2 separate regions of the Mus musculus genome follow, and region 1 is linked to region 2. Evidence: chromatin loops called from intact Hi-C (ENCODE). Cell type or tissue: heart. All regions are shown on one strand. Each heading gives the region's core, and the rest is flanking DNA. Links, peaks and the distances in the headings are about the cores only. Region 1 holds the start of Sbds (SBDS ribosome maturation factor). Region 2 holds the start of Mrps17 (mitochondrial ribosomal protein S17).

The links. A loop is a pair of places that touch in the nucleus more often than their neighbours do. Peaks named below come from ENCODE experiments on the same cell type or tissue, not always from the same donor. Only the 100,000 strongest peaks of a DNase experiment are listed, where the experiment ranks them.
Region 1: it touches region 2 in a loop (18-fold over the local background); 6 of 42 quality-filtered maps call a loop at or near these places.

The regions. Positions count from the first base shown.
Region 1 is chr5:130,246,566-130,260,320 of GRCm38, reverse strand. It overlaps Sbds (SBDS ribosome maturation factor), which reads left to right and starts at 4,791. Exons shown (of 5, transcript NM_023248.2): 1 at 4,791-5,111; 2 at 6,253-6,382; 3 at 9,307-9,507; 4 at 11,871-12,035. The coding sequence starts at 4,984. It overlaps Tyw1 (tRNA-yW synthesizing protein 1 homolog (S. cerevisiae)), which reads right to left and starts at 3,284. Exons shown (of 16, transcript NM_001015876.2): 1 at 3,128-3,284; 2 at 1,267-1,388. The coding sequence starts at 3,131. In heart, for the core only: CTCF peaks have their summits at 4,316 (motif pointing left) and 5,818; DNase peaks (open chromatin) are centred at 3,430, 4,780 and 5,830; H3K4me3 peaks cover 3,838 bases; H3K27ac peaks cover 2,430 bases.
Region 2 is chr5:129,706,719-129,721,870 of GRCm38, reverse strand. Mrps17 (mitochondrial ribosomal protein S17) reads right to left here and starts at 6,374. Exons shown (of 4, transcript NM_001356959.1): 1 at 6,322-6,374; 2 at 6,108-6,187; 3 at 5,005-5,144; 4 at 3,177-3,955. The coding sequence starts at 5,127. The coding sequence ends at 3,716. In heart, for the core only: CTCF peaks have their summits at 4,673 and 6,425; a DNase peak (open chromatin) is centred at 6,410; H3K4me3 peaks cover 1,558 bases; H3K27ac peaks cover 977 bases.

The DNA.
Region 1 (13,755 bases), core at 1-8,000, 540 kb before region 2:
AGAGAAAGGAGCTCCAGTTGAGGAAATGCCTCCAAGATATCCAGCTGTAAGGCATTTTCTCAATTAGTGATCAAGGAGGGAGGGCCCATTGTGGGTGGGACCATCCCTGGGCTGGCAGTCTTGGGTTCTATAAGAGAAAAAGCTGAGCAAACCAGGGGAAGCAAGCCATGGCTTCTGCATCTGCTCCTGCTTTCTGACCTGCTTGAGTTCCAGTCCTGACTTCCTTGGTGATGAACAGCAGTATGGAAGTGTAAGCTGAATAAACTCTTTCCTCCCCAACTTGCTTCTTGGTCATGATGTTTTTGTCCAGGAATAGAAACCCTGACTAAGACAGAGTTCAGTTCCCAGCACCCCCAATGGTAGTTTGCAAGCATCTGTAACTCCAAGAGACCCAATGCCCCCTTGTGACCTCCAAGGGCACAGACCTATATGTGGGCAAAGACTCATACATGTAAAAAAAAAATTCTTAGAAGAAAAGAAAGATGAGGGGGAGGTGGATCAGGTAATCCAGATCCATCAGTTGTGTGTGTGCGTGCACACACACAGAGGACCTGAGTTCAAACCCCAGCACCCACATAAATAAAAGCTGGGTGTGCTGACACATACCTGTGATTTCAGTGCAGGGGAGGGAGGAAAGAAAGAAAGAAAGAAAGAAAGAAAGAAAGAAAGAAAGAAAGCAAGCAAGCCAGCGAAGCATGGTGGCACATGCCTTTAATCCCAGCACTTGGGAGGCAGAGGCAGGAAGATTTCTGAGTTCGAGGACAGCCTGGTCTACAGAGTGAGTTCCAGGGCTACACAGAGAAACCCTGTCTTAAAAAAAAAGACAAAGAAAGAAAGGAAGGAAGAAAGAAAGAAAGAAAGAGGGAAGGAAAGGAAAGGAAGGAAAGAGAGAGAGAGGGAAAGAGAGAAAGAAAGAAAGAAAGAAAGAAAGAAAGAAAGAAAGAAAGAAAGAGCGAGCAAACGAACTGGTTCTTCACTGGCCAACGACCATGGCCCAATCTGCAAACTCCAGGTTAAACGGGAGACCCCGGATCACAAAATTAGATGAAGCAGCAGAGAAAATGACTCAGCTGTCGAGAGCACACACTAAGCTGTTCCCAACACCCATACCAGTTACATCCACCTGTATCTCCTACTCCAGAAGATCCAACACCCTCTTCCATCTTCCACAGGCACTGTACACATACCCACACATGGGCCCCCTAATTAAAAATAAAAGTGTTTAAGGGGAGAGGTAGAAAGAGAGAGAAAACCTCCCCCAATTACCTGCTTCTTGATGATCTGGACACAGATGCAAAGGGTAAGGCCCAGGGCACAGCCCATATATATGTAGAACCTGTTCATCCACAGTGACAGCAAAGGCGACAAGTCCCACACATCCAGAGGACCTGAGTTTAAAACCACACATATGTAACAACACACGCGGCCACACACAAAGATGCCCATTGATGTTGTAAGAATTATGAGGCAGAGGCAGGCGAATTTCTGAGTTTGAGGCCAGCCTGATCTACAGAGTGAGTTCCAGGACAGCCAGGGCTATACTGAAAAACCCTGACTCGGGGGGGGGGGGGGGGGGGGGGGGGGGGGGGGGGGGATTATAAGCCAATGTCATGATCTAGGAAATGTAGATGGCTGGGTCAGTTTTTTGGTTGACACAAAGTCTCATTTTGGAGACCGGGCCCGCCCTCAAATTTACAATCCTCTTGCCTCTGAGTACAAATGGCACCGTGTCTGACTCTTTTTTTGTTGTTGCTATTGTTGTTGTTGTTCTATGACAAAGAGCCTCTCTACATAGATATGGCTGTCCTGGAACTCTCTAGGAAGACCAGGCTGGCCCCCTGCCTTTGCCTCCCAAGTGTTTGGAGTAAAGGCAGGTGCCACCATTAAAAAGGGTTTATTTGTATTACTTCCAGTTACATGGAGGCGTGATGAACCTTGGAGGCCAGAGGTGAAGCCCAGTCCTCCTGAAAAGTAGCAAGTGTTTTTAACCACAAATCAACTTCACCAGCGCAAGCTTGACTTGTGTTCAACCAGAGCCTTAAACACAGAAGGTGAAGATTTTTTTCACAGGACTTGAAATCTAAAATTTATTGGGGTTTTTTTGTTGTTGTTGTTTTGTTGGTTTTTGGTTTTTTGTTTGGTTTTTGGTTTTTTTGGGTTTTTTTTTTTGGTTTTGGTTTTGTTTTGTTTTTTTTTTTTGTTTTGTTTTGTTTTGTTTGGTTTGGTTTGGTTTTTCGAGACAGGGTTTCTCTGTGTAGACCAGGCTGGCCTTGTCAGAAGTCCGCCTGCCTCTGCCTCCCAAGTGCTGGGATTAAAGGCGTGCACCACCACAGCCCGGTGAAATTTATTGTTTACAGGTGCTGTTTAATAGACCCAGAAGTCCCAAAACATGGATAAGGAGCTACCACCATCAGACGCCCCTGAGGTTAGACCAACTTCCATCGAAACGTGGTCCTTAGGCTCAGAAAGGGAAAAACCTAGTTAAGAGCTCCCAGGAGCGACAGCCTCCTGCTAATATGTGCGTTCAGTTAGGCTGAGGTGGGAGGAACACCGTTAATTTTTTTTAATTATTTATTTAATGTATATGAGTACACTGTAGCTGTCTTCAGACACATCAGAAGAGGGCATCAGATCTCAATACAGATGGCTGTGAGCCACAATGTGGTTGCTGGGAATTGAACTCAGGACCTCTGGAAGAGCAGACAGTGCTCTCAATCGCCGAGCCATCTCTCCAGCCCCCGTTATTTTTTAAAACTAACCCGGGCTACATCCGAGTTCCAGGCCAGCTTAGACTACAGAGCAATTTCCTAATCCCCCTGGGTAGTGAGTTCCAGGTGAGCCTCGGCTATCCACTGAATGCCGAACTAGTTGCTATACAAGCTGAGATCCACACAGGGGCTACACAGTGAGTCCCAAATTTTCCTGAGCTTACACTGTGAGTTCTGAGTTAACTTGGGATACATAAAACGGCCCTTTTAAAAGGAAAACAGAAATAAAAGGAAAGAAGAAAAAATAAGATACAGTAAAAACAAACAGTAACACATCAAGTGTAGCAACCTAAGGCCCTCGGTGGAGGGGGAATCTGTTGCCTTCTGCCCGCCCGAGACCCTGGCCAGCCCAGACTCACCCATCCTCCGCGGGGCCCGAGCTACGCAAGTCAACCGGCAAACGCAAAGAGAGAGGGACAGCGAACAGGAGGATTGAGTTTACAGGGACAGGGAAGCCATGCATGCAGTCGGCAGACCTGCCCGCGTTGGCTGCAGGGGACAGAGGCGGGCCCAGAAGGAAAAAAAAAAAAAAAAAAAGGAGCTAGCGGAAGCTCTAACTTCCTCTCTGATAGGCTCAAATAGAAAAGAGGCGGGACCAGAGAGAAGCCATCACTTCTAAACCTGGGAAAGATGCTAGAGCACTTCCTGTACTTCTCGGATTGGCTCAGAGTGGAAAGGGGCGGGCCTGTGGGAAACGCGGTCCAGAGCGGGAGATGCAAAAGCAAGCGAGCTTCCTGCTCCACTGTTATTTCTCGCTTCGGCTCAGAAGGGGAAAGGGCAGGACAGAGGGCAGTACTATCAAGAAATAAATGACAACCTGGCATGCTGCTGACTGACCATTAATCCTAGCACTCCAGAGGCACAGGCAGACGGATCTCTGGGAGTTCCTAGTTAATGGACAGCTTGTTCCGCCGCGTAGTGAGCTCCAGGACTACGTATGCCAGGGCTATAAAGAGACCTTGCCTCAATCAATCAGTCAATAAATGGAAAAAAGGAATTCAGCTTGATGACACAGACCTGTATTTCAGCGCTCTTGAGGCTGAAACAAAATGATCACGAGATTCAGGATAGCTACTATTTGGAGAAAGAGTCTCACTGTGTAGCTCTGGATGGCCTGTAACTCGCCTATATAAAACAAAATGGCTTCGAATTTACAACGCAATTAGCCTGCCTCTGACTCCCATGTGCATAGGTGACTAAGCCAAGAGAGTTTTTATTTACTTCTTTTAAAAGTTATAGCCGGGCGTGGTGGCGCACGATTTTAATCCCAGCACTCGAGAGGCAGAGGCAGGCGGATTTCTGAGTTCGAGGCCAGCCTGGTCTACAGAGTGAGTCCCAGAACAGCCAGGGCTACACAGAGAAACCCTGTCTCAAAAAAAAAAAAAAAAAGATATATATATGTGTGTGTGTATATATGTGTGTACATATACACACATATATGTGTGTATATATATCACTGACTGCTCTTCCAAAGGTCCTGAGTTCAATTCCCAGGACCACATGGTAGCTCACAACCATCTGTAATAGGATCTGATGCCCTCTTCTGGTGCGTTTGAAGACAGCTACCGTGTATTCATATACATAAAATAAATAAATAAATCTTTTAAAAAGTAAATCTTAAAAAAAAAAAAATAGGGCTGGCGAGATGGCTCAGTGGTTAAGAGCGCCGACTGCTCTTCCTAAGGTCCCGAGTTCAAATCCCAACAACCACATGGTGGCTCACAACCATCCGTAACGAAATCTGATGCCTTTTCTGGAGTATCTGAGGACAGCTACAGTGTACTTACATATAATAAATAAATCAAAAAAAATTTTTTTTTAAATTTAAAATGAGCGCAGCCTCTGAACTCTGCAGAACTATTCAACCAAAATATCATGTTTCCACCCAGATAATAAACATTACTCACCCATAATAGGTAGGCGTAACTGGCGCCTGTAAATGACGTCATCACAGAACGACCCGCCTTCCTTTGAGGGTGGAACTAGAGGGCGTAAAAAGTCACGGCGCGCAGGCGTGGTTGCTTTCTTATCGGCTGCCTGGCTAGTGCGCCACTTGACGCATGTGCAGTAGGGCAATCGGGCGTGCGGTAGCTTCTTCCCTGGTAGGTTCCGGAAGAGCCGCGCACTCCTTGGGCGTTAAGGGTTCGCGCGCCGCAGGGTCGTTTCAGCCGAGCACTTGGCGTCCCCTCGAGCTCGAGATCTGTGAACAGCCACCATGTCGATCTTCACCCCCACCAACCAGATCCGACTGACCAATGTGGCCGTGGTGCGGATGAAGCGGGGAGGGAAGCGCTTCGAAATCGCCTGCTATAAAAACAAGGTCGTCGGCTGGCGGAGTGGCGTGTGAGTAATCCTGTGCCCAGAGTTCGGCGGCCTGGCCTCCCTAACCCCGGCTCCTGCGACCCATCGGTACCTTTCAGGCCTGGTTTACCCGATTCGGATTGGGTTCTGCTTTGGGATTTTGTTAGTATCATAAAAACTGCCAACTACAAACGCCATCAGAGCCGGGTGGGACCGATGGTTTAGGCCTGTAATCCCAGCGCCCAGGAAACTGAGGCAGGAGGATTGCTGCGATTTCCAGGCCAGCCTGGAACGTGTGTGTGTGTGTATGTGTATGTGTGTGTGAGAGAGACCGTGACCGACCCTGTACTAATAAAACAAAGCTGCGGTCAAGAGGACCCGAAATTGCAGTAGCCTCTTGGATTAAATGTTTAAATCCGGCCGGGCGGTGGTGGCGCACATCTTTAATCCCAGCACTTGGGAGGCAGAGGCAGGCGGATTTCTGAGTTCAGGGCCAGCCTGGTCTACCGAGTGAGTTCCAGGACAGACAGGACTACAAAGAGAAACCCTGTCTCGAAAAAAAACCAAACCAAAACAAAAAAAGACAGGAATCCAACATTCCAAATGCTATCTCCAAGAAGAGAAACATTATGGTCATTTTCCAGGGATAACAATCGGGAAGCTAATCTTACACCTACAAATCCTGAAATTAAAACGTCACACCTCAGAATCCCCAGTTTCCCAAAGTGCGTAGTAGTGTCTTCGCTACTGCCATCTAGGGACAGATATTCCAGGACAGAAGAAACACCACTCCCCACCACACCCTGAGTTTCCTTACATAAAACAATGATGTAGTTTTTCCCTCTGTGGTGAAGTGGGAGAATCCAGATACTGTCCTTCGCAGGTAGCCACCAGAGAGAGAGTGTGGTGTGTGTGTGTGTGAGATTTCTCTTTTTTTTTTTCTTTAGGGTTTTTGTTTTGTTTTTTTTTGTTTTGTTTGGTTTTTTTTTTTTTTTTTTTTGAGACTGGCCTCAAACTCCCAATTTCCCTGCCTCTGCCTCCTAAATGGTGAGTTACAGATGTGCACATCACACCCAGCTTGCAGCACTTGCCATTTCTCTTGTTGCTATCTTGTGTTTAAATGTGAGTGGATTTTCTACTATCCAGTGGATTCACATAGGACTTTCTCTCCTGCCCTTTCAAGGGAAAAAGACCTTGATGAAGTTCTGCAGACCCATTCAGTGTTTGTAAATGTTTCCAAAGGTCAGGTTGCCAAGAAGGAAGACCTCATCAGTGCATTTGGGACAGACGACCAGACTGAAATCTGCAAGCAGGTAGGTCCTGCCAGGTGCAATGTAACAAAATCTCACGATGGTAGGCAACATCTGGACCACTGTGTTTACTGTTTTTCTTGATGAGTTTTTGTTGTTTTAGCATTTGTTGGGTCCCTCCCACCTCCAGTTTATATTGTTGGGCAATTTGGGGAGGTCTGTATGGTATTTGTCTGTTGCTATTTTTTTGAGACAGAATCTCACTCTGTAGCCCAAGCTGACATCAAACTCAGGGGATAGCCATGCTGGCATGGAACTTCTGATTCCTCCAGGGACATGCCACCTCACCCACATCCATTATAATAGCATGCAGTGATTAGGACCGGAATCCACTACTCCAGATACTATCACAAAGAAAAGAAACTTACTATGGTCATGTTTCTGAAATAATAATTGGGAAGCTAAGCCTACAAATACTAAAATGAGTACTACAGGTCACACAAACACCCTCACCCACCCTCCTCGGAATCTCCACTTTTACCCAAGTATGCAGTATCTTTGCTTTGGCTATCTAGGATGTAAGCCTTCACTCCCTACATAAAACAGTGTCGTGGGTTTTTTTGGTTTCAGTTCCCCCCATACACACACCCCAAGATGAAGTGGGAAAATACACAGATATGGGGGCAGGGGAGCCAACACATAGTGTATCACTATGTAGCTCGGGCTGGCCCAAAACTCACTGTGTAGACCAAGCTGGCCTTGAACTCACAGCGATCCACCTGCCTCTGAGTTCTGTAATTAAAGGTGCATACCACCATGCCCAACTTTTTTTTTTTTTTTTTTTTTTTTTTTTTTTTCGAGAAAGGGTTTCTCTGTGTAGCCCTGGCTGTCCTGAAAGTCACTCTGTAGACCAGGCTGGACTCAAACTCAGAAATCCACTTGCCTCTGCCTCCCAAGTGCTGAGATTAAAGGCATGCGCCACCACGCCCACGCCCGGCCCCCTTTTATTTTTTTTTTTTAATGTGTATACACATGTGCAAATTGGGGCAAGTTGCCTGAGAGACCAGAAAATAACCACAAAACAAAAATTGGATCTCCTGGACTCGGAGTAAGAAGTGTTTGTTGGCCCAGTGGTCTGGGTGCGGGGAATTGAACTCTGGTCCTCAGGAAGAGCAGCAAGCTCCCTTTGCCACACTGCCTTCCCTCCATTCCCCCCAGGGTCACGTTAATACAAACCTTGGACCTTTTTTTAATGCTGCTTTAAGTCCGAAAAATACCAGTCACAATATTAATAAGTCTACTTTCTATGCACTCCCATCTTTATTGAAACAAACATAAACTATAAAGAGAGATGAAGTTTAAATACCTGTATTATTTAAAAAAAAAAAAAAAAAAAAAAACAGGTGGCAATTGAAAATCCAAGGTGGAGAGGAGACTGCAGTGACTTAGATCCACATGGTGGGAAGGACATCTTCAAAGGCAAAGGAGATGCAGGTACAAGGAGTCCTCACTCCTTGTTCGGGATGCTGAGGATTGAAACTCACTGTAGAGGACTGATGGGAAAGACCTTTCTCTGGATCGCCATGCTCAGAGGCAGGGGCAGTGCTCTGCCTCAGCAGTCTGCCCCACCGTCTTCTTCAGAGTGAGAGTTGGTTGTCCTGTTTGAGGGGTCTCTTAGCCTTCAGTGGCTTTTCTGTAACTGTCGATGGTTCCCAGAGCATTTCTGCCAGTTTTAGGTTAAGGCTGGTGGGACCTTAAATACTCCACCAACTTGGGGCATTGAAATTTGCAGTTTCCTTTCTTTTCCCTTTTTTGGTTTTTTGAGACAGGGTTTCTCTGTATAGACTAGGCTGGCCTCGAACTCAGAAATCCGCCTGCCTCTGCCTCTCAAATGCTGGGATTAAAGGCTTGCGCCATCACTGCCTGGCTGCAGTTTCCTTTCTAAGGCCTTGACATTGAACCCATCTTTTAGCCCATCCTTAGGAGCTGCATGATTGCCTGGTTCCCCATCATGGTTTTTCAAGACAGGGTTTCTCTTGTGTGGCCCTGATTTTCCTAGAACTCACTCTGTAGACCAGGCTGGTCTCAGACTCAAGTGATCTTCCTGCCTCTGCCGAGTGCTAAGCTTAAAGGCCTGGCCATCACCAACTGGCTCTGGTTCTCCATCTTACCAGAGAGTATGATAGCCATGCTGGAATACGACAAACTCCTATATTTGTTTTTGTTTGTTCGTTCTTTTGTTTTTTGGAGACAAAGGGTGACACTATGTCCTTCTTCTGCATTTTTTTTTAAATCAAACTTTAGAAAATAACCTGATTGTGCTTCCCACCCTCAACCCCAGACATTTTTTTCTTTTTCTTTCTTTTTTTTTTCTTTAAAGTAAGATCTGACTACATAGCTCTGGTTAGTCTGGAATTTGCTATGTAGACCAGGCCAGCCTCAACCTTAGAGATCTTCTAGGCTCTGCCTCCCAATACCTGGGATTAGAATTGCATGCCACCACAGCGGCCTGTGGGTTTTTTCTGCGGGGAGGCGAGGATTCTGTGGTGGGGGTTCTGAGGATTGGACACAGGGCCTTTAGCATGCAAGGTGCACACTATCACCAACCTTCCTATTGTTGCCGCCCTTTAACACGGTCCGTCATGTTGTGGTGATCCACCCCCAACCATAAAATTACGTTGCTGCTACTTCACAACTGTAATTGTGTTCTTGTTAGGAATCATAATGTCAATATCTGATATGCAACCCCCAAAGGTGTCATGACCCATACATAGGCTGAGCACTGCTGCTCTGAATGGGCTTTCTCCCTGGCCCTCAGTAAGTGGGATCGCGGAACTCCTTGTAAGCTGCTGCTGGGTTAAGGCAGCACGTGGTTCTGCGTGAGCAGCTGCAGTGGACGCCGCCTCCCTTCCTCCCCGCTACCTACCTGTGCAGTAGAGAGATACCCAGAACTGATGAGGGCTTTCTCTATGTTCTGCCATCTTTAGATTTTGACTAAAGGAGAAGTTCAAGTGTCAGATAAAGAACGGCACACACAGCTGGAGCAGATGTTTAGGGATATCGCCACCATTGTGGCAGACAAGTGTGTGAACCCAGAAACAAAGAGACCTTACACCGTTATCCTCATCGAGAGAGCCATGAAGGACATCCACTACTCCGTGAAACCCAACAAGAGCACAAAGCAACAGGTAAGGGTTCCTTGTTGTCCTCGGGACCTAAGGCCATGGAAGTGCCTGATGCGCCTGCCTCCCTATCTCTGGTGCTGGGGTCAGCAGCACACACTTCCAGGCTGCCTGGCTGTGCTGGTGCTCATCATTCTGAGCAGACCCTCTCCCGGCTGAGCCATACCCTTAGCTGCTGCTCCTCAGTGTGACGGAACACAAATACACACAGAACTCTTTTTGTTTGTTTGTTTGTTTGGGGGTTTTTTTTTTTTTTTTTTAGTTTTGTTTTTGGTCTTTCGAGACAGGGTTTCTCTGTATTGCCCTGGCTGTCCTGGAACTCGCTCTGTAGCCCAGGCTGGCCTCGAACTCAGAAATCCGCCTGCCTCTGCCTCCCAAGTGCTGGGATTAAAGGCGTGGGCCACCACACCTGGCTCATACAGAACTCTTATTTCCTGCCCAGCTCAAACCTTTAAAGAGAAAGCTTGGACTTTGAGTCACCTGAGCCCTTTTGCTGTTTGTGTTTATTAACATATTTCCTACAGCTCAGCCCTGTCACGCCAGCCATTCTGCTGGCCTGGATTCCAAGCACTTGCGAGACTGACACCCTGGCTCAGAAAATAAAGTCACCGGTTGTTTTGGTTTTGGTTTGGTTTGGTTTTAGATTATTCAGCTCTGTAGTGCTTTCACAGAGCTTATAACCTTTTCAAGTTAGAAATACTGGTACCTTCATCTTGAGGGATGTGGAGGCAAAACTGCATCCTTCACCACATAACAAATTTGAGACAAACTTGAACTGCGCTGCATGACAGATTCTGTAAAATAAAGGCCTGGGAAGATGGCTCAGGACATGAGAGCACTTGCTACACAGGAACGCAGACCTAAATTTGGATGTCCAGGACCTGGATACGAAGCCAAATTGGGTCCCTTGCTTCTGCGCCTGTAACCCCAGTGTTGTGGGGACAGAGGCAGGAGGCTTTCTGGGAACTGCTGTTTACCAGAGCAGCTCCAAATTCAGTGAGAGACCCTGTCTTGAGAGTACAGAAGAGGGCATAGAAGAAGACATGGCCATATGGGTCATGTACAGACATACATGCATGCATGTTCTTGCATTTTCATATAACATGCATACTCAAAAGAAATAACAAGTCGGGTGTGGTGGTGCACACCTTTAATCCCAGCACTCGGGAGGCAGAGGCAGGCGAATTTCTGAGTTGGAGGCCAGCCTGAGTTCCAGGACAGCCAGGGCTATACAGAGAAACCCTGTCTCGAAAAACCAAAAAAAAAAAAAAAAAAAAAAAAAGAAGGAAGAAAGAAAGAAAGCAAGCAAGCAAGCAAGCGAGCAATGGTGTTTCACAGCACGAAGTATAGTATGACCCATATAACTAACAGCCTGCCTGAGTTATTACTGCTTAGGCAGTGGCCTGACTTAGACCTGATCATGTACGTCCAGAAAAGGCCTGGTGGAAAACTGGAAGGAGCCAGAGAAGAACCTCCATACACAAGAACTCTGGGCAACCTCAGAACTACTCATGTCCATTCCACAACCCAACCAGGGGCTTCTCTGTACAGGGAACAAGCACAGGAGAGTCATCAAGGGACTAACGAGCTCACATCGACCACCTGTGCACTGTTCCCCTCTCCATAAACCTCAGATTGCACAAGCTCAGCCCCCGTCTCCTCCACATCCAGCTGCCAGTGACTGACGCTGCCTGCGGGTCAGTGGCAGAGGTGCCAAGGCAAAGGCCTGTGAGGACCTTACTGTGTATCACTAGGCGTCCCAGCACTCTGGATGACTGTTATTAGACTTTCAGGGAAGCCACTGAGTCTTCTACCCAGTGACAGCTTCTCAGGCACGGGTGTCCACAGAGTGGGAAGGGCCTTGCTGGACGGCTGGTGGGAAGCTCTGGGCCATTTTCCCAAGGAGCATGTCTCTGCTCTCACCACTGTTAGAATTACTGTGAACTCAGCTATGGGCTCAGGTCCTCAAGGTTCATGGCTTAAAACAGGGTTGGCTTAGAAGTCTCCGAGGCCAACAAAAAGACATTTTGTCTGTTCTAGAGATGTACGAAATTCCCACCGCACACATTTTCTTGCTTTTAGAGAGCTGAGGACAGCCCAGGTCCTCGTGCATGCTGGGTAGTTGCTTCACCACTGAACTGAGTCCCAGCCTTTAACGTTGCTTTCTGCCGAAGCAAAAATTATTTTTTTTTCCATTTCACAAAATGAGACACTAGCTCATTTTTTAGGTATTTCTAGGATTGCTGGTACCTTGGCTGTGAAACTGCTGGCATAAGGCAGCTATGTGGAAACTGCTTTGTTCATGTCTAACATATAAATTTGTGCAGCACAAAAACTAAGTAACGAGCACCCCTTGTTCTGTCTTAAAGGCTTTGGAAGTGATAAAGCAGCTGAAAGAGAAGATGAAGATAGAGCGGGCCCACATGCGATTGCGCTTCATCCTGCCAGTGAACGAAGGGAAGAAGCTGAAGGAGAAGCTGAAGCCACTGATGAAGGTGGTGGAGAGTGAGGACTACAGCCAGCAGCTGGAGATCGTAAGATGATGGTGGCGGGGAGCAGGTGGCGCAGCCAAGGTCCCATGATTATGACCTTAACACATTATTATTCTTGGCTTCCTTCTACCCAAATAGCCTCGTTCCTGATCATAAGTGCTGTGTTCATTACTTTTGCATGGCTGTGACCAAAACACTTGAGAGAGCAGATGAAAGGAAGTAAGGGGGTTGGGTTTGGTTCTTTTTTGGTTGGTTGGTTGGTTTTTTTTTTTTTTTGGCTCAGTCTGAGGGTTCAGCCCGTGACGCTTGGCCTCATGTACTTGGGCAGGACAGGAAGGAGAGCAGATAGGGGAACTGGAGAGCAGGCGTAGCTTATAGACAGGTCCCTAAGAATCCACTCCCTCCATGGAGACCTCGGCCACTCAAGTTCCCAGGTGTGACAGGATAGCACCTCCAGCCAGACTTGGAACATGTGAGCCTGTTGAGGACATTTCCTGTTTAAACCATGGAACAGTATTTAGAGGGTGTGGGCTAGGCTAACGTATCCATGTGTAAACAGGATGGGGCAGTTAAGCATTCACAAGGTTTTCTTATTTGCCTCTTTGTCAAAGCATTCATAGCAGAATTGTGTTGGCCATATTCATTTTCTTTGAAATCAGATATATTTTACACTGAATCTTCTCTTATGGGCTAACTAATAATAAAAGTGGAGCCAGGTATGCACGCCTGCCATCCCAGTACTCCGGAGGCAGAGGCAGGTGAATCAGGAGTTCAGCTCCATAGTAAATTTGAGACTAGCAGTTAGCAGCTCTTTTTACCAGAACATGGTTTAGCATTCACAGTGAACGGATTTGATGCAGAGCTGACTACTCTAGACAGAAACAGCTTGCCCACACTGGAAACACCTGAACTTGTCACAACCTACCATGGCTTCTCAGTATGCCTCTGGGCTGTCTCACAACTAGTGGTGACCTGTAAAAGTCTAATGCTACATTTCATCCTGGAGAGGACCATGGTTTGCCACACACACACACACACACACACACACACACACACCCCACGGGGGAGGGAGAATATGGATGTCTTAGAAAGGAGTGAAGTGCTAGGGATTGAACCCAGGGTCTTTTTTTAATTTTATTATTTTATATATGAGTATACTGTGGCTGTCTTCAGACACAGCAGAAGGCATCGGATCCCATTACAGATGGTTGTGAGCCACTTGTGGTTGCTGGGAATTGAGCTCAGAACCTCTGGAAGAGCAGCCAGTGCTGAGCATCTCTACAGCCTCTGAACCCAGGGTCTTGATGCTAAGCAGTGCTCACTCTCAGTATGAGCTGCAGCACTGGCCAGGTGAGTCTTCAAGGGTGTCTTAATCAGGCTTTTACTGCTGTGAACAGACACCAGGACCAATGCAAGTCTTATAAAGAACAACATTTAGTTGAGTCTGGCTTACAGGTTCAGAGGTTCAGTCCATTATCAAGGTGGGAGCATGGTAGTATCCAGGTGGGAATGATACAGGAGGGGCTGAGAGTTCGACATCTTCATCTGAAGGCTGCTAGCAGAATACTGACTTCGAGGCTGTTAGGATGAGGGTCTTAAAGCCTATGACCACAGGGACACACCTTCTAATAGTGTCACTCCCCGGGCTGAGCATATACAAACCGTAACACGGGATAAGTGCCTTTCCCAAAGTCCAACAGTAGGTGCTTAGAATCGAGACAGAACCCCAGGCCCAGCCTGCTGCCCTGGCCTCCATGTGAGC
Region 2 (15,152 bases), core at 2,502-10,501:
AATATATTTTCTCCATTAAAGAGTTCCACAGCCAATTCCAGGAGGTCAATCGCCTCAGTCTGTGGAATTTGTCACACAGATCCTACTGGAGGTGGTGTGGCAAGGCCCTAGTGGTTCTCAACCTGTGGGGGTCAGGATGCCATTGCAGTTGGTCCAATGATCTTTTCAAAGAGGTTTCCAAAGACAACTATCGAAGATGAAGCTAGGTTTAAGAACTGAGACAGGACTCCTCTATCCTCTTCAGGTGGGCTGCCACAGGCAGACACACCCACATACGTGTATTTAGAACTGTATTAAAGAGTCACAGTATTAGAAAGATTGAGAATCACTATGTAGCCTTGGCTGGCCTGGAACTCAACAATGTAGACCAGGCTGGCCTCTGCACTTTGCCTGAGTGCTGCGATTAAAGGGGTACACTACCAGACCCATATCCTGATGCCTGGTTTTTAAAAAAGTTAAATTTATAAATTACATTTATTATTTATTATTATGGTATTTTCTTATACCATGTGTGTCCCAGGAACTTAGATGCACTTGGACTGTCAGGCTTGGTGGCAAGGTTGCTGGCTTACAGGTGAGCACCATCATGTTCTCCTTGGAGTCTTGTGCTTGCCAGGCAAGTACTCTACCACTGAACTGTAGCTCAAGCCCAAGAAACTTTAATGAAAACGATGCATCAGCATGCACATCAATTGGTCAAGTATCTTATAGACGCTTGGAGATGGAGACCTGAGATGTGCTGAGAGGATCACATAGACCCCACTGCCAGAGACCCAGATGCTCTAAAACGGGCTTTCAGCCCATGGGGCTCAAAGGTCTGTAGGAACTGATACACCATTCCTCTATCGTCTCCAGGCGGGTCTGCAGAGATGCCCACCTGGAACTGTGTTAAAGGGTTGCAGCTTTAGGAACCACTGGTCTAAAAGGCTTCCCTTCCCATGACCTATCCTGGCACCAAGTCAAGAGTTTCCCTTAGTAACATAAGCTATCCCACCTCTCTGTACAAGGTGTTTATGTTTTAGGATCAGGCTTTTGTTTTCCCCCTCCCCACCCCCAACAGGGTTTTTCTATGTAGTCCTTGATGTCCTGGAACTTGTTCTATAGACCAGGCTGGCCTCAAACCCAGAGATCTACCTGCCTACTTTGCCTCCTGAGTACCGGGATTAAAGGTGTGTGCCACCACTGCCCAGGCCTGGGATCAGTCTTTAAAAGCCAGTTTCCCGGCCCTGCATCTTACTCCATGCAGCTCTTCATACTGGTGCTGCTTACCTTTACCCTCATTTTCTCTGATAACCTTTTAAAAAAATTCATTATCCTATTTCTCTAATATCTACCTATGTTCAAACTGCCCTAGCAATTCTCTTCTGCTTTAAAAATTCCTGGTTATGCTTTGTTTAAAAAAAAAAAGATTTTTATTTATGCATGAGAGCTTTGCTGGCATGTCTCATGTCTGTGTACTACATGCATGCAGTGCTCACTGAGAACAGAAGGCGGCGCCATATCTGGAATTGGAGTTAACAGTTAACTGCCATGCGATGTGGGTGCTGAGGACTGAACCTGGGTCCTTTGCAAAAGCAGCCAGTGTTCCTGTTAAGGCCTAGGTAGCAGTTACTTGGCTAGCCTGCCATTAGTTTTTTATTAAAAAAAGGAAGAAGAAAAAACCTATTTATGTACACTGTAGCTGTTTTCAGACACACCAGAAGAGGGCATCAGATCCTATTACAGATGGTTGTGAGCCACCATGTGGTTGCTGGGAATTGAATTCACGACCTCTGGAAGAACAAGCAGTCAGTGCTCTTGACCGCTGAGCCATCTCTCCAGCCCTAGCCTGCCTGCTGTCATGACTTTCTCAAATGGTTTTGCTGTTATTAGGAACCTTTCTAACACCGAGATTGATTACATATTCTGTTGTGTTCTGGGCCCTTGGGAACCAATCAGGATAGAAGTCAGTAGAACTGTTTTGCATAGTTACCCACAATAAGCTTGGACTCAGACCAACCACCCAGCAGCACCCCCTGCACCTGTCTATACACTTTTATAGTATTTGCTTTTGTAAGCTGCCCCTGGGATGGACCCCAAGACAAGAGACATCTGTACCAATATAAGGAATGATTTGGACTAAAACTTCCATTTTGAGTAGTGGTCAAGTAAAATTTAAGTTCCCAGAACCTCCCTGGGAACTGACATCTTACTTGGCAGAAAGAGCCATGTAAGTGGGTAACTGACACCCTGGATGGCAAGTTAAGTCAGGACTGTTAGACAAGTCCCATCCTGGTAGACAGGTTAGACCATGAATATTAAACAAGGCAAGTCTCCTGCCACAGTTGAATACCTCAACCAATGGAAACAGAAGTGTACAACAAAGACGTATTCCTAAGGAAATGCCCTATTACTAAATCCTGATTGGTAAAATAACTTGGCTGTTGATTTTGGGCTTAAAAATCCTGTAGGCTCTTACCATGGGGTCATGGTTCAGTTCCTGAAGTCCTGGGGTATATGCTCAATAAACTCTCCCTGTGTGACTGAGATTGGTGTTCGTGTAGTTTGCGAGGTAATTCTGGACTCCAAGAGCTCTTAACTACTGGGCCATCTCTCCAGTTTCACCGGCCATGTTATTTAGGACTTCACACTTTCCTGTTTGAACTGCCTTCTCCATACCCATCATTCCTGAGTCTGCAGAGAGGCCCTGAGGTCCTCCCTCCCTCCCTCCCTCCCTCCCTCAGGAAGTTATCTGGTCTCTCCATGGGTCCTATCTGTCCTAAGGGCACCTATGGGTCCCTCTCCACTTTGGGAGCCTGATGATCATCACTGGTATCGTCTAGTAAACTAGGCCTTGTGAGATACACTTACTAATCCCAGCTGCCTAGTGCTTGAGATAGGACTATAAATCCAAGTCTCCTTCTAGGAGTCAGAAAACTGAAATATATAGGCCAAAGTTTCTACAGTAAGAGTCTTTACAGCATTTAAAACATTTCTCCTTGCAAGTTGGTGAAATAAGGGGGAAAAAATTTAAATTTACTAGTCAGCAGTGGTGGCACACACCTTAAATCCCAGTACTTCAGAGGCAGAGGCTAGGCCTTTGATATGGAGGCCGGCCTGGTCTACAGAGCAAGTTCCAGGACAGTCAAGGCTACACAGAGAAACCTTGTCTCCCAAAACACAACAAAACAGGCCAATTTACTTTGAATATGAATCATTAAAACTCAGTGTCAATAGGATGGCTCAGTGGGTACAGGTGTGTTACTGGGAACCACGTAAGAGTGAAAGGAGACCGGACTCCACAAAGCTGTCCTCTGGCTGCCACAGTGTGTGTGTGGTGGCACAGGTGTGCCCACACAGGCATTGTGGACACACACACAATAAATTTTGAAAAATCAAGCTGCCAAAACTAAGTTTAGCCTTTTATGTCATTATCAAAAGGTTTTCTTCTTTCAAAACAAAGGTGCTCAGTCCAAGATTTCTTTGGGGGAGGCAATGAACAATGAGACAATACATACGATCCAGGACAGAGAGCTCACAAAATGATGCCGCATCCTTAGGCATACAGAGTAATCAGTACCTTCAGTTCAGAGAATCTGAAAAAGGATGCAACCCTGTATGGAGCACTAAGCTCTTTACTTTGCTGACTACTTTTAATGTCACAGGAGAAACAGTAATGAAAACCATTGAGCAAAACACACAGACAGAAATGCCTCTGGCTCCTCCTTTCCTGGGTTCAGGAGACCTTGAGCTCCTCCCGAGGTTCGCTGAGGGGGCTCTCTAGGTAGGCAGTTCCTGCACAGGGCTTTCCGGTGACGGGGTCGATAACTCGGCCGACTTTGAAGATGATCTCAGCCAGTTCGTGCTTCACATGCTTCGATCGTGGGACGGGCAAAGCTCTGAGGAGCACGATGTCCCCGACGCTGCACTGCTGAAGGGCATCGTGAGCAAAGTAGGTTTTCCGTTTATTAAAGTACTGTGGAGGGAAGGAGAGTGGCAGATCAGTAACTCCCATCTGGGATCTGTGATGCAAAAAGAACACACACACACACACACACACACACACACACACACAGAAAAACAACTCCGGGAAGCTGCCCCTCTCCCTATTCATCTCACAAACCACAGCTCCATCCCTTCTTGCCCAGGTCTGCCTTGCCCACGCCACTCCCACTGCTGTCACTCTAGTTCAGCTCTTTATTGTTTCTACTCCACGGTTTTGCAGGATCCCCTGCCTCACTCCTTAAGCTGGTCCTTATGGATTCCTAGGTATAGTGGTGCAGACCGACGGCAGAGGCAGGTGGATCTCTGTGGGTTCAAAGCCAGTCTGGTCTACATATTGAGTTCCAGGACAGCCAGGGCTACATAGAGTGACCCTGTCCCCAAACAAAACAGAGCAACAAAGCAACTGTCCTTGATTCCTTAAAACCACTTGCTGTTTCTGCAGGAGGCCATGCCCTATCACAGCTGTATTCATCAATGGTGGAAAGACTCTTGCTACCCGGTCAAGGAATAAAATTGTACTGGAGGGTCGGCTCAAATGTCTCTTTACTGGGATGACTTATGGCAACCTGGGAAGAAGGGGTTAAGAGTTTATCCTGTTCCCGTGCTGTTCTGCCTAGCTAGTCACTACAGGAAACCTGAGAATGACGTGTGTGCTCCTGAAAGCCTCCTATGAACCCGGTTACACCTACAGGTCAGCAGTGGGTATAGCAGATTGCTGCAGATGCTCAACTTATCTTTTATGGACAGGGAAATGCTTTTCCGCTCAGACCCTAAAGCAGTGGTCCTCAGCCTTCCTAACGCTGCGACCCTTTAATACAGTTCCTCATGCTGTGGTGACCCCCGACCATAACATGATTTCCATTGCTACCTCGTAGCCATAATTATGCTACTGTTATGAATCATAATGTAAACATCTGGCATGTGACTCCCAAATGCGTCGCGACCCACAGGCTGAGAACAGCTGCAGTGGAATGTTGGTAACTTTATCGATGGCATTTTAAAACAAGTGTTGGTCCTCACCTTCAGTAAGTAGGGATCCAAAACAAGTCTGGTCGCTCTTACTTTAGCCGTTTTTATCATGGCTGTACCAATCACCTTCCCCACAACCCATTTGGCGTGGACGGATGAACGGACTATTGACATTATGTGTCTGTAAGCACCTAAAATAAAACAAGAAAATACCCTCAAAGCTTAACATTGTTAAGACACAGTCTTGCCCCCTTTCCCCTATCCATTAACAAACCAATGGCTTTGTTTCATTTTTTTGAAGTTTACCTTTCTCCACGGTAGCCCAGGCTTGCCTTAAATTGGGAGATGTTTCTACATTAGCCTCCCATGAGTTGGGCTAGAGCGATACCTAAGCAGCTAAGCACTGGTTGCTCTTCCAGAGGACCTGGGTGCAGTTTCCAGCACCCTTATGGTGGCTCAAAACCTCTGTAGCACCCGTTACAGGGGATCCTCTGAAATTATACACAGGCTGGTGCCACAATACCCCATTTAAACTAGCCTTCAGATGGTTAGAGCTTATCAAGTGAATTTTGTCAGGAGCAATGCCTGTGTCCAGTAGTCATTTTTTCTACTTTTCTGAAACAGCCAGGCCAGAGGTCCTTAAAGGTCTTATCTTTATAATAGTTACAAAGTAGAAAATGGATCTAACCCTCATATTCCCTATACAGAAAAGTTAGGAATAACATGGCCTGCTCACAAGTGTTTCGAGGAACTATTAGTGTGTAAGCACACAAGTAAACTGGTCACACTGGAGTCCCTCTATCCAAATGAGGAAGGATACAGTGGGAAAATAAGCAGTTAAGAGACCAGCTAACTTAATCATTCGGAAAAATTCCCCTGCTACTGATCACAGAAGCTCTACAGAGCAAAGCTCTTCTACCTACAGGTACCTACGAGCTCACTAGAAGACAAGTCACCTTATTTACTCTTTACCCACTATTATTTGTGCTGTAACCATTTAGAAACACCTTGTCACTTGGTAACCTTTCTTGGAACTGGTCCCGGGTTAGGGAGTATTACTAATAAACGGGGTTGTTTGAAGCGCTCAACTCTCGAGTCTGCGGTGTTGATTCCTTGTCGTTACCAGGGCACGATCTCGAGGCCACAGCACTTACTGCAGCTGTCTGTCTCAGTTACAGCCTGCTACTGTACACACAAGGGCTCACGGCAAGACCTCGGCCGGTGAGCCAGGTTCCTGTAGAGGAAAGACGAGACTATGACTCGGGGCCGCTCTGAGAATCAGTCGCTACCGAAACCACCAGGGAAACTGACACGGGACGCAGCACTGCTGACCCCCAGAACCCAGACCTGGTTGACACCCTCGCTCACCTCCGGAGTCCACCACAAGGCCGGCGGAGCATGGGCGCAGCGTGATGACGCTCACGGTGCGCTAGCCCCACCCCTCCCATTTCACAGGGCGCCAGTCCTGTCAGTCTTGGGCGGGGCTAAAGATAAGAACGCGCCCAATCTATTTGAACAAGCACCTCCCGGCGGAAGTCCTGGGGCTAATTGTATCCCGCTTATTCTTTTTTTATAGGCACTGCAATAGATGCGCAGGAGGGTCCTACCTTTTCCGATTCCATTTTGTTTCCTGCTCTTTTGATTTCCCAGGAATAGATTGGACATGTCTTCAAATCAAAGGGCCTTGTATTTGTCAGACAGAAACTCCTTTTCTTTTCTTTTCTTTTCTTTTCTTTTCTTTTCTTTTCTTTTCTTTTCCTTTCCTTTCCTTTCCTTTCCTTTCCTTTCCTTTCCTTTCCTTTCCTTTCCTTTCCTTTCCTTTCCTTTCCTTTCCTTTCTTTTCTTTTCTTTTCTTTTCTTCAGTCTCACACTACATCTGCCTTGCCTCCGCCTTTCCAGGGTTGGATTACAGGCTTGATCTACAATAATTTCTAATATCCTGTTGCACAGTGTAATATTTGCATACATCAAAGCAGCAGATACAGGTGGTTTGGAATATTTTTAAGGCAAAGATGTGATAAGTGTATGGATATGCCAACTACCCTGACATTACTGTATGTGTGCACTGCAATATCACAGTGTATCTCATAAAGATGTATAATATGTAGGTCAAAAAATTTCAAGTTAATATTAAAGGGGGACGTGGTGGCACAGAAATATGGTCAAATGGCCAAGGGCTTTTCTTTCATGCACCATGTCCTAGAAACAATCCCCAGTATTAAAATAACAACAATAAAACAACGCATCAATCTGTCCAACCCTTTTTTTTTTTTTAGCAAACATTTATGGAATATATATTCTAAGAATCTGTTAGGCATTGCAGGGAAAAGATGAATAAAAGGGAGACAAAAGTCTATTAGAGGCAAGTGAGAAACAACCAAACCAGTTATGAAGTAGGTAATAAAAGAGTGTAAATACAGAGAACATTTCTTTACACACACACACACACACAAGCACATACAAATGAAAAAAAAAGAAAAACTCAAGCCGTTCAGATAGCTCAGCAGGTGAAGATTCTTACCACCAAGCCTGATTGTCCAATTTCAATTCTCACAATCACATGGTGGAAGGAAGAACCTAGTCCCCAAAACTGTCCTTCAGTTTCCACTTTGTTCTGTGGCTTATGCACACACACACACACACACACACACACACACACACACACTATACTCACACACACACTGTGATGGTTTGTATATGCTTGGCCTAGAGAGTGGCACGATTAGCGGGTGTGGCCTTGTGTGAGTAGGTGTGTCACTGGGGGTGTGACCTTTAAGACCCTCATCCTAGCTACCTGGAAGCGAATGTTCTGCTAGCAGCCTTCAGATGAAGATGTAGAACTCTCAGCTCTGCCTGCACCATGCCTGCCTGGACGCTGCCATGCTCCTGCCTTGATGATAATGGACTGAACCTCTGAACCTGTAAGCCAGACCCAATTAAATGTTGTCCTTATAAGGGTTGTCTTGGTCACGGTGTCTGTTCACAGCAGTAAAACCCTAAGACACCCCCCCCACAGACACAATATATTTGTACATACAAATACACACAAAATATATACACACAAAACATATACATACATACACAACACACATATATATATATACTATATATAAATATATATGCTTCCTCTATCTTTAAAATACATACATATATATGTATACACATTCTATATTATATAATGTATAATCACACATATATACACACATATAAATTTAAATATGTATATATATATGTGCAGAATTTATATAGCAAAACAACTGAACAGGTTTCTGAGAATAAATGAAGGAGTGCAGTTGGCTTCCTGAGAAGGCAGCTAGGCAGCCCATCCCTGACACACATAGGAGAAAAGTCACTCCTGTGAGCCCAGAGCTTGGGCACCTCACAGAGCTGCATTTTGAAAACTGTCCATATTATTGCTACTTTAAGTTAGAGCAGTCTTTTCTCTAGTTGGAGCCCTTTAGGCAGGGGCAGAGCAGGCTGACATGGGAATGAGAAGTGCTGAAAGTCAGAGGATCACCAAGTCAGAGCCATCAGGAAAAGCTGATGTTTGCATGATGGAAAACCACATCCAAACAGCAAAGCCGGGTGCTTGGGTACTCAGGGTGGTCTGGCAGAAGGGGCCTGAATAAAAACCTGTATGTAAGCCAGGGCTGGAGCCAGGGCTCAGTGGTTAGGAGAGCATACTGCTCTTGCAGAGGACCTGAGTTCAGTTTCCAGCACCAGTGTTACTGGCAGCTCACAATTGCTTGTAACTTCAGCTCCAGGGGACCTGGACACCTCTGGTCTCCACAGGTGCCTGTACACATATGAACACCCCCCCCCACACACACACACAAACATACAAGCACGCATAATAAAATTAAATCTTAAAACTTAAAAATTATTTCATGTGGATGTGTGTTTGCCTGCATGTATGCATATGTTCCATGTGCAGGCCTGGTGCCCACAGAGAGCATGAGGATGTCAGGTGCCTTGGGACTGGTGTGATATCCACTCCAGCGCTCACTCTCCCTCCCTCCCCTCCCTCCCTCCCCCTCCCTCTCCTTTTCTCTTTCTGTCCTTCTCTGTGCCCCATCCTCTTCTCTGCACTCATGGCTCTGCTCCTGTCTGTCTCCCTGTCTACATGTCCACACATCTGCCTCTACCCCTTCTCCAGGTCCTCATTCCACTCCATTTCCCCAAATAAGCCCCCTTATATTGAAAGAAAAGAAGTACGAGCCAAACACCAAGTCCAGAGGAAAATAAGCAGGAAGAGACAGTGAAGGGACAGAGACCTGAGACAAGCTAGGAGAGTCAAGATTAGGACTCAGGGGGCAGAGGAGGGCATATTTCTTGAGTTCGAAGCTTGCTAGGTATATAGAATGAGTTCCAGGACAGAGAAACCCTCTCCTTGTCTGAAAAACCACCCACCCACCAACCAACCAACCAACCAACCATGGTTTTATTTAGCTACAATAGCCTTGGACACGATAAGCAGTCATGAATGACTGAATGTCTGATCATCCTGCCTCCACCTCCTGAGTGCTGGGGTTACAGGGATGTTCGTCCCTGTCCTGTTTTATGTGGCGCTGAGGATCAAGCCCAGGGCTTGCCATATGGGAGGCAAGCACTCTGATAAAGGCCGTTTCTCCTCCCATGCCTTTGATGGGTAGGGACCTGTTCTCAGGACACCTTATTGCTCCAGCACAGAGGGAGGTTCCTCCTGAACAGCTATTGTCTTTTTTCAGCACTTGCTTCTGCTATAATTTCAAACTTGTAGGTACCCCTTTTCCCTCCCAACTGTGCCTTTTGCTATATTCTTCTGCCCAACTCTTGGCCCCCCTTTCACTGTAGACCCAGGCAAGCCTGGTAAACAATAGCCACATGGAAGCCTGAACATTCACCTGTCTTGATATTTCTTCCACCAAACCATCAGTCCGTACTTGGACGTTCAACCTAACTTCTCTGAGCACTGGCAGAACAAAGCCAGCTTTGGCTGGAACGTCACACAAATGGCTCCTGTAGGGTAAAATAAAAGTCTAAACTCATTTCTGGGTTTTGAAAACCCACCTATCCATGAGCATGAAGTCTCTACTCCCCACCCCAGTACCCAGAAACCCTATAGAAGCCCGTCTCCCAGTCAGTTCTTTGCTGCATCCTGCTTGAACAGGGATAGCCACTCTTTTGTGTCTTACCCAATAAATCTCTTGTGTGAGGTTTGCTGTGCAGTGTGACTTTGTGGTATTTCTCAGCTCAGGACTGCCAAGATACATTTTTCAGAGCTGCAATACTTCTATTGGGACAGACCTTTTTCCTCAGGGCTGTAACACTTACAGCCACTAGCTCAGTTCCTCAGAGAATTAACTCTGAAGCCTCCTGAGAGGGGACTACACTATCCACCTTTGTCTTTGAACGTTCTTGTCTTCTGAGCTACCAGAATGGCCTGTGAAGCTAGGCTTACACTAATCAACCATGTTTCTGGTCCAAAGTTACAAACTCTGACACGTTCTTCCCACAAAGGCCTAAGAACCACAAGGTTGGGTTTTATTGCAATTGACCCATCCCTCCACACCAGCTTTCTATATTAGCCGATATGTCTGTTGCTGTGATAGATGATCCTGTCAGATGCGTTCTTTTTGGCTCATGGTTTGAAGTTCACAATCAATCAAGGTGGGAAAGCCACAATGATAGAAGCTTAAGGCAGCTTGCACCTTGTAGTCAGGAAGCAGGCACAACTGTATGCATTTCCTCTTTTCTGTGCAGCTCCAGATGAAATGCTAGGGAATGGAGTGGCCCATTTTCCATGGGTCTTCCCATCTCAGTGACAATACTCAGAGACCAAGCTCAGGTAGATGATACAGCAGAGGCATGAACACAGGCTAACCTGATTTAGATAACTAATCCCTTAATGGCACGGCCATTGGCTCATCTCTTAGGTGGGTCTACGTCCTGTTGGGTTGACAACATAAACCTTTATTCCCACCACGACTGACTGTACCCTCAGACAAAGGGTACAGAGTCAAAGTCAAAACCAACCAACCAAACCACCCTTGAGCTGTTTTTGTTAGTGGACCCCCCACCCCACGCCCCACACCCCCCAGCGATGAGGAATACAAGAACGGATCCCAGGGGTTTCTGACCACCTGTTCAGTTTGGAGTCAGACAATGGATTCCATCTCAAGGTGACTCTGGCTTCAGCTCTCTGGAGCTTTGCTGGGGGATAAGGAGGTATCTTTTTCCAAAGAAAGACAATTGTGCCTGTTTCGGTAACTCCCTAGCCTGCAAGGCTTGGAAGACTTCCCCAGAGCTGGGATCATTGTTATCATCCTTACCGATGATAAGAGTGTTCTGAGACTCCCTTCTGAGCGTATCCTGCCTGGCCAAAGGGAGTCGCCCCGCTCTTCCAGATAGAGAGTGAGGATGGCAGATTCTAGGATAATTTGTTTCCCTCTGTATGCAATGGTAGTCCTGTTTCTGAATTGTAGAAGCTTCCTCTCGCGTGTCCGTTCTGTTGTCTTCCAGGGTCACTGACTCTGGGTGCAGCTATGGAAGTTTACTTAGCTGCACCTGTAGGATCGCTACCTTGACTCTTCCTGGCAGACGTGGAGGTGGAGATGGTGAATGATGGGGCCTCTGTCTGCCCTCTGAGATCCTGTAGTTCTGAACCTCTTCCTTTTCTTTCCCTTCCTCCTCCTCCATTCCCCACCCCCGCCCCCCAGACAATGCAGACTACTAAGTACCTCAACTAAGCCTCGATTAAGTATCTCAAGCTGGCTTCAGGCTTGAAGTTCTCCTGCTTTGACCGGGTCAACTGATGTATGCCATTAAGCCTGCCCCCCCTTATTATTTTTTTCAAGACAAGGTTTCACTGTGTAGCCGTGACTGTCTTGCAACTCACTCTCTAGATCAGGCTGGCCTCGAACTCAGAGACCTAACTGCCTCTACCTCCCGAGTGCTGGGATTAAAGGCCTGCACCACCAGTGGCCAGCAACACCATTGCTTTTGAATCACTGGTGTAAATTTCAAGGGAGCAGGAAAAAAAATCATATCCTAGCATTTTTAGGGGGGAAAAGTATCTCATGGGTACCCCTAAAGAAACTTAGTTTCTGCTCTATGTTTAAAGAGGATTTTCTATTATTTTAAACTGTGTATAGGTGTGGGTGTGGCATATGATTACAGCATCCTGTGGAGGCCAGAGGTTTTGGATCTCCTGGAGCTAGAAATTACGTCCTGGAGCTGGAGTTACAGAGGCTTGTAAGCCAGCTGGTGTAGGTGCTGGGAATTGAACATGGGCCCTCTGGAATAGCAGCCAATGTTCTTATCCACTGAATCACCTCTCCAGGCCCCTTCTGCTCCAAGTTGATATGCTAGAAGAATACCTTTGTTTGTTTAAGGCATCGGTAATTAGTCTTTATTCATTTTTTTATTTTATCAGAAAAAGTTGGAATTTATTAAAAACACATTTTCAGCACAGAGTTTAAGCACAAGGATTGTGAGAAGGAGAAGCCATTGGGAAGAAGAGAAGACTCTCATGAGAGCATAAGTGTGGGCTTCTCCCAGGAGAGTAGGGACCACATGACTAGGAATTACGCTTTTAAGCGTGGAGCTCACATTTCTAATTTTGTGGACTTGACTCAATGTCACGTGCTATGCAGAGGTAGTCAGTCTTCAACTTGTAGCTATTTCCTTCAAATTCTTTTGTTTACTTTGAGACAGGCTCTCAGATCACTCATGTTGAACTCAAACTGATGGTGCTGGGTTGTTTTATGCTAACTCGACACAAGCTAGAGCCATCAGAGAGGAGGGAGCCTCAGTTGAGAAAATGGCTTCACATTAGCTTAGTTAGGGACAGATGGGGAAGGGTTCAGCTCACTGTGGGTGGGGCCATCTGTAGGCTGGTGGTCCTGGGTTCTGTGAGAAAGCAAGCCATGAGGAACAAGCCAGTAAGCAAGCAGTACTCCTTTATGGCCTCTGCATCAGCTCCTGCCTCCGGGTTCCTGCCCTGTGTGAGTTCCTGTCCTGACTACCTTGATAATAAACAGTGATATGGAACTGGAGGCCAAGTAAACCCTTTGCTTTTTGGTCATAAGAGACCAGCACCACTGAAGTAAAAGTGTTGTTTTTCTGGAACAATTGATGTTGGTCAGCTGAGCTGAGAGATTAGCAGTGACTAAGAAGAGATCTGTATCACTGAGGTGAAATCTTCTGGGAAGTGTTTCTTCAGGGTCGGTACACAGAAGCTGTGTTCCAGAGGTGACCAAGGTTGTACCTCATGCTGGTATAAGAACTTGGTAGTGTAAGAGTCACCCAGGTGGTACTGGTTTTGAAGGAGTCCTGGAGAGCAGCTGAGGCTTGGCACTGTGAGAGGCCATTGGTGAAGATGCAGGATCAAAGGGGTCATGCTGAGAAGTTGAGGCTTGGCACCATGAAGAGAGCCCAGGAAAGGCTATTGGTGAAAGTGCAGCCCAGTTGCAGCAGAAGACCCCAGCAGTTTGGAAATGCGAGTACCATGGGATGACCACCAAGAACAGCATCAGCAGTGGGGAATGGAGCCTGCCAGAGCATAAAAGACTAGTTTTGTGTGCTCCAGAGAGCAGAGCTGGAATGGTGACCCAAGCCTTTTGGAAGAGCCCGGAAGATAGTGAGTGAATCCCAGATATTGGACATTGTTTGGATTTGATATCTAATTTTGACTGTGCCCTGGTATTTCTCTCTTGAAGGATGTATTTAATTTAATTTTGATTTTTATAAGAGCCCACAGTTGAATGGCTGAATTTTAAAAGAAATTTTAGGTGTGTTGTTTGCTTATTTGCTTGTTTTTTGTTTTGTTTTGTCTTGTTTTTTTGAGACAGGGTTTCTCTGTGTAGCCCTGGTTGTACTCACTTAGTAGACAAGGCTGGTCTCAAACTCAGAGATCTACCTAGGTCTGCCTCCAGAGTACTGGAGTCAAAGGTGTAGGTGCCAGCTGAGATTTTAGGTTTTAAAAAAAAGACTTTGGGTTTTTTAAGAGGTTGAAGTTTAAAGTGTCTGAATTTGTAAAGACTGGAAAAATGTAAGTGTGTAAAAATATTTTCTATGGTAGTGTTATTAATGTGTGATCTTGGGGGTGAACGGAAAAGGCTGTGGCTTAATGGTGATGTGCTTGTGTCAAGTTGACAAGAAATCGGTTGGGTTAGATTGTTTTATGTCAACTTGACACAAGCTGGGATCATCCGAGAGGAGAGAATCTCAAATAAGAACATGTCTGCATAAGATTGGGCTGTGTGCATGCCTTTTCTTAATTGTAACTGATGGGGAAGGTGCCATCCCTGGGCTGGTGGTCCTGGGTTCTATTAGAAAGCAGACTGAGCAAGCAAGTCATGGGGAGCAAGCCAGTAAGCAGCACCCCTCCCTCCATGGCCTCTGCATCAGCTCCTGCCTCCAGGTTCCTGCCCTGTGTGAGTTTCTGTCCTGAGTTTCATTGGTGATGAACAGTGATGTGGAAGTGGAAGCCCAATAAACCCTTTTCTCCCCAACTTACTTTTTGGTCATGGTTAGTGTACTGGCTAGTTTTGTGTCAACTTGACACAGCTGGAGTTATCACAGAGAAAGGAGCTTCATTTGAGGAAATGCCTCCATGAGATGCAATTGTAAGGCATTTTCTCAATTAGTGATCAAGGGGGAAAGGCCCCTTGTGGGTGGGACCATCTCAGGGCTGGTAGTCTTGGTTCTATAAGAAAGCAGGCTGAGCAAGCCAGGTGAGGCAAGCCAGTAAAGAACATCCCTCCATGGCCTCTGCATCAGCTCCTGCTCCCTGACCTGCTTGAGTTCCAGTCCTGACATCCTTTGGTGATGAACAGCAGCATGGAAGTGTAAGCCGAATAAACCCTTTCCTCCCCAACTTGCTTCTTGGTTATGATGTTTGTGCAGGAATAGAAACCCTGACTAAGACAAATTGGTACCAGCAGAGTGGGGTATTCCTGTGACAACCTGACCATGTTTTGGGGAGGACTGTGGAAGGACTTTGGAACTTTGGGCTTGAAGATCCATCCATTGTTAAGAGCTCTGTCGGATGTTGTGTAGGAGCTTGGGAGATAATGTTGAGAACAGTGCAGAAGATGGAGGCCTGGCTTGTGAAGTTTCAGAGGGAAAATTAAAGACTCTTTTCAGGGCCATTGCTATTTTGGAGTTTGATTATTCTGTGGTTCTGGTTAGCTGGGACTGAAGAATCAGTTGTGATT